Regions from separate parts of the Homo sapiens genome. Here region 1 is linked to region 2. A link is an interaction called in ENCODE POLR2A ChIA-PET data of the cell type or tissue named here. Cell type or tissue: GM12878. All regions are shown on one strand. Each heading gives the region's core, and the rest is flanking DNA. Links, peaks and the distances in the headings are about the cores only.

Region 1 (2,750 bases), core at 1-2,500, 56 kb before region 2:
CACTTAGCATAATGTTCTCCAATTCCATCCATATCATCACAAATGATGGAACTTCTTCCTTTTATAAGGCTGACTAGTATTCCATTATATATATGTATGCCATATTTTCTTTTTCTTTCCTTTTTTTTTTTTTTTTGAGATAGGGTCTCACTTTTTTTTTTCCACTGCAGTGGCATGATCTCAGTTCACTGCAACCTCCACCTCCCGGGCTCAAGTCATCCTCCCACCTCAGCTCCCCAAGTAGCTAGGACCACAGGCATGCACCACCACACGCAGCTAAGTTTTTTGCATTTTTTGTAGAGACGGGGTTGTGCCATGTCGCCCAGGCTGGTCTCAAACTCCTGAGCTCAAGCAATCTGCCCAAAGTGCTAGGATTATAGGCGTGAGCCCCTGCACCTGGCCTGCCACATTTTCTTTATTCATTCAGTCATCCACTGATGGACCCTTAGGTTGATTCCGTATCTTGGCTATTGTGACTAGTGCTACAATGAACATGGGCATACAGACTTCTCTTCAACACGCTGATTTCAAATTTTGTGGGTAACTACCCAGAAGTGGGATTGCTGGATTATATGGTAATTTTATTTTTAGTTTTTTGAGAAACCTCCATGCAATTTTCCATAATGGCTGTATTAATTTATACTCCCACAAGCAGTGTACAAGAGTTCCCTTCCTCCACATTCTCATTAACATTTGTTATCTTTTGTCTCTCTAATAATAGCCATGCTGACAGGTGAGAGGTGATATCTCATTGTGGTTTTAATCTGCATCTCCCTCATGAGCTCTGTTTTTGCTTTTTGTGTTTTAAATAGAGATGGGGTCTCACTGTGTTGCCCCAGCTGGTCTTGAACTCCTGGACTTAAGGGCTCTTCCTACTTTAGCCTCCCAAAATGCTGGGATTACAGGCATGAGCCACTGAGCCTGGCCAGCTCTGTTTTTAGGCTCAACATATTCCTAGCATTTGTGGGAATATAGTGCCTGGAAGATAGCAGCTGCTTAATAAATATTTGGTTAATGAATGAATGAAGCAATGTAGAACACACTAGGAGAGGTGACATATGGGAAAGTGTTATATATACAGAATGAATAAAAACTAAACCAGAGTTAATCCGTAACATCAGAATTTTCCTTTAAGAGAAATTGCTCATAAAAAATGGTGAGGGAAAAGATGAGATTGCCTCACTCATGATTGCTCACTTGTTTCAGAAGGAAATGAACGTCATGGTCTTGCATCCACTTAACAAATGCTCGTGTACTAGGCTGTGCGCTAAACACAGCCTTCTATCCTCTCCACAGCCCCCAAGGCAGATATATTCTCCAGTTCTTTTTTTTTTTTTTTTTTTTTTTTGAGACGGAGTCTCACTCTGTCACACAGGCTGGAGTGCAGTGGCGTGATCTCGGCTCACTACAACCTCCGTCTCCCAGGTTCAGCGATTCTCCTGCCTCAGCCTCCCGAATAACTGGGATTACAGGCTTATGCCACCGCGTCCAGCTAATTTTTGTATTTTTAGTAAAGACAGGGTTTCACCATGTTGGCCAGGCTGGTCTCGAACTCCTGACCTCAAGTGATCCGCCCGCCTCAGCCTCTCATAGTGCTGGGATTACAGGTGTGAGCCACTGAGCCCGGCCTCTCCAGTTCTTGAGTAAACAGAGGTTCTGAGAAGAAATCTGTCCCCAGGTTACAGAGGTAACTAAGATATGAAGGTGGGATTCCAGCTACTTCACCTCCCATGCATAAAGGCAATTCGTTCTTTTTCCTTGGTTCACATCTTGTTATCTCCATAATCTAATTTGAATATTCTCAGGAAAACCATCTTGGATTTTGACTCCCCCTTTTCCCCTAAAAAGATTGCCATACATTTGTGTTTTCTTTTTCTCCTACAAAGAGGGGTTGTTCTCTGTAGGACAATTCAGATCTCAATTCTGTGGTCGTTGTGACTCTATTTCCAAGGAAACCTTAAGAAATTCCTTCTCAATTGAAGTAGACAGACAGGCCAGAGCTTATGAACCCAGCTTTTTTTTTTTGAACTGAAGCCTCCATTGGAATAGCTGTGGTTCACTGAGTGTATATCACAAGCAGTCACTTCCAGGTCTTATTGAAAATCTTCACAGCAACTCTGTTGTTATTATTACCATCTTTTTTTCTAATGAGGTAAACTTAAAATCAAAGAATGATCCACCAAACCCTCATTCTAGTCCAAGCTTCTTTGTTCAAATCTTGTGAGTCACTCTATCCCAGTAGATTCCCAAAGAGGAGCTTCACGAAACTCTTGCCCTGCCCCTCTACCTTCCTTAAGAACTACTGAATCAGGCCAGGCACAGTGGCTCATGCCTCTAACAGCACTTTGGGAGGACGAGGCAGGTGGATCACCTGAGGCCAGGAGTTCGAGACCAGCCTGACCAACATGGTGAAACCTCATCTCTACTAAAAATACAAAAATTAGCCAGATGTGGTGGCACACGCCTGTAGTCCCAGCTACTTGGGAGGCTGAGCAGAGAATTGCTTGAACCCAGGAGGTGGAGGCTGTAGTGAGCCAAGATTGCACCACTGCACTCCAGCCTGGGCAACAGAGCAAGACTCTCTCTCTCAAAAAAAAAAAAAAACTACTGAATCAGGATCACAGCTTAGGGGCTGGGATCTCTTTATTTAGACATCCAAGAAAATTCTTATGTAGTCAATTTGTATGACATTTAGGAACTGATGCCTTGTTTTCTGAAACAGAGCTCTAGTTGTAGAATCTTCAAGATTC
Region 2 (2,811 bases), core at 194-2,693:
TGCCTTCTGTCTTCAACCCCAAGTCTCTATCCAGTAAAATCTGTTCCACCGTTAAGAGTCTGTCTAATGAATCCCTAAAAGAAAGCACAGATGCTAGAATAGGATTTTAAAGTGGCCTAGGCATCTGGTCAACTCTTCTGTCTAGAACAAGAAGGGCTCTCTACCATTGCCACTCTGGGTAGGAGATTTTAAAATGAGCTTCCCCAGGATCATTCCATTCTGATTTAGAAAACTCAAGTCTGGGCCAGGTGCGGTAGCTCATGCCTGTAATCCCAGCACTTTGGAGTTCAAGACCAGCCTGGCCAAGATGGTGAAACCCTATCTCTACTAAAAATACAAAAAAATTAGCTGGGCGTGGTGGCACACGCCTATAATCCCAGCTACTTGGGAGGCTGAGGCAGAGAACTGCTTGAACCCGGGAGGCAGAGGTTGCAGTGAGCCAAGATAGTGCCACTGCACTCCAGCCTGGGTGACAGAGCAAGACTCCATCAAAAAAAAAAAAAAAAAAACCCAATCCTACCAACATGTTGATCTTGGACTTCCAGCCTGCAGAACTATGAAAAAATATATTTTTGTTAAGTTATCCCATCTGTTATTTTGTTATGGCAGCCTGAGTAGACACAGGAGGAGAGCATTGGTGCCTCTCCAACTTGTGTTAATGCGGGTGCATCTTCCCAGCCTCTCCCAGACTTCCCTTCCTCTTCTCCTGCTCTGGGCTTTCGTCCCCTGAACACAAAGTGAGGAGGGAACAGAGGGGCTCAGAAACAATAGGTCATTGACTGCTGACCTAGAACAATGCAGTTTTGCTTCCTGTATTGTACTTACCAAAAATTCTGCCCACATAAGGGGAATTTGAACACTTCTTGGAGCAGAAACCAAGGGCTTTCTTTCCCCTCCCCTCAGCCAGGAGCAAGGCTGCACAATTACTATGCTCAAACGTCCCCAAGTACAGCCATTTCTTCCTTTTCGGAAGGGTTTTCAAACCTTATTTAACAAGACATGCCACTGCTCACAGGTGCCTTTTCCTCTCTCAAGCCTGGAACTGTGTAATTAGCTAGGGAAGTAGTTAAATGTGTTATCAGAATCAGATTTAAGTGGAAATGTGTCCCCAGCCAGTTAAACCTCACACTAACCACAGTGCACGTTAGTGTCCTCAAACATTTGATTCTATCTGTGGATGCTTTCTCTACCTGGTAAACTATGCAAACAACTGCTAACAGGTCAGGGCTTGCTGGTTTGCCACGCTGTGTGATATCCTAAGAGTTTTGTTTTTTTTTTAATAGGTATACATCTCTGAATTCTCACCCCCTTCCAACAGGAAGCACACTCAACTCAAAACTGGCTTGGGTTTCTTCCACTCCCCTTAGAAACAGCAGTAACATTTTTTGCAGCATTACATCATTCTGGACTTCTTTGCCCTTTTTCTGAGATTCCTGGCTAGCTCACTGAAGAAAAGACAAAGAATCCCGCTTTAGTCGTATGCTTAGCCAATGCGGATCAATACAGAAATGAGACTCACAGGTAGGAACTACGGATCTAAAGAAAGCAAGTTAAAGGAATAGTGTTTGTACGTGTGTCCCAATCTGCCAACTGGTCCCTCTATCCATCACTTCCTTCTCCCCTTAACGTGGCAGTATTTGTTGCTGGAAACAAGGATATGGTCAAAGAATACATTGCTAGTCACAGCATTAAATTTCAACAAGGTGATTTGATTTAAGCAAGAAGGGCTAATTAACACGGGTTTGGGGTGAGGTGGAGAGATATGAAGCTTGTTGGCTTTTAAATTCACTTCTTTGTTAAATTCACTTTTAAGTTAAATTCCCTGCATTTAAGAGTTAGTTAAGTTAAACATAACAACTTAGAAATATTCATAGGACTCCTTTCCCATTAAGAATTCATTTCATTTAACACTACAGTTCTTACCGTAGTGGAACCATGTTACCATTCCATTGGATAGTTACCTCTCTCTGCATTGTGGTCAGTTGAGTTCTCTTACGATGACCCCCTGTACCTGTCCACCCAGAAAACTTTGGTACAGATGAAATCAAAGCCCAGGCTCTCTGTCTGGATGGCAGAAATAAATCCAGTTACAATAGAAAAGTAGAGGTGAATGGAATAAGCCACTTATGTCCTGTTTTTGTCTCTTCTACCAATGAAAGGATAACCAAACCTTCAATGAGACTTTCCATCAGTCAATCATCGGGTCAGATGAGGAAAACTAGTAACATGCAGCTGTGAGTCAGAAAAAGAAACACATACCTGGGAAGCATTATCAATCTTGTCTTAACAACCTTCTGGAGAACATTGGTACAAACACTTGTTACTATCTGCCTGAAAACCAAACATTTGAAAATTCTGGAACCAGGTTTCTAAAGTCCAGTTGGGTGAGCCTTGGGAAATATGAGCTTGGGTTCTCAACAACAGATCACCAGGGCTACTGAGCAAAACCCAGTGCCACAATAAACCTCCTGTCAATAGGGTGGCATTCACCCTGTTTACCTGAGGTTGGGTGATTATGAGAAGCCTTTGGAGGCACTGTCATCACCAATTGTTAATCGAGATTCTTTCTTCCTTAGAAAAATGAGTTATTGGCCGGGCATGGTGGCTCACGCCTGTAATCCCAGCACTTTGGGAGGCCAAGGAGAGCAGATCACTTGAGGTTAGGAGTTTGTGACCAGCCTGGCCAATATAGTGAAACCCCATCTCTACTAAAAAATACAAAAAAATTAGCCGGGCATAGTGGCGGCACCTGTAGGCCCAGCTACTTTGGAGGCTGGGGCAAAAGAATTGCTTGAACCTGGGAGGCGGAGG

What was found. ChIA-PET counts read pairs that join two places held together with the same protein. Peaks named below come from ENCODE experiments on the same cell type or tissue, not always from the same donor. Only the 100,000 strongest peaks of a DNase experiment are listed, where the experiment ranks them.
Region 1: POLR2A ChIA-PET joins it to region 2 with 10 read pairs; 4 of 35 experiments call an interaction of 5 or more read pairs at or near these places.

The regions. Positions count from the first base shown.
Region 1 is chr5:17,283,379-17,286,128 of GRCh38, reverse strand. No RefSeq gene overlaps it. Among named protein-coding and RNA genes, the nearest start is that of BASP1, 67 kb to the right of the region's middle. In GM12878, for the core only: no CTCF peak of the experiment used is centred there; no DNase peak of the experiment used is centred there.
Region 2 is chr5:17,227,483-17,230,293 of GRCh38, reverse strand. All of the region lies in intron 1 of BASP1 (brain abundant membrane attached signal protein 1), which reads right to left. Among named protein-coding and RNA genes, the nearest start is that of BASP1, 11 kb to the right of the region's middle. RefSeq lists enhancers at 1,014-1,093, 2,214-2,714. In GM12878, for the core only: no CTCF peak of the experiment used is centred there; a DNase peak (open chromatin) is centred at 1,253; H3K4me3 peaks cover 828 bases; H3K27ac peaks cover 2,481 bases.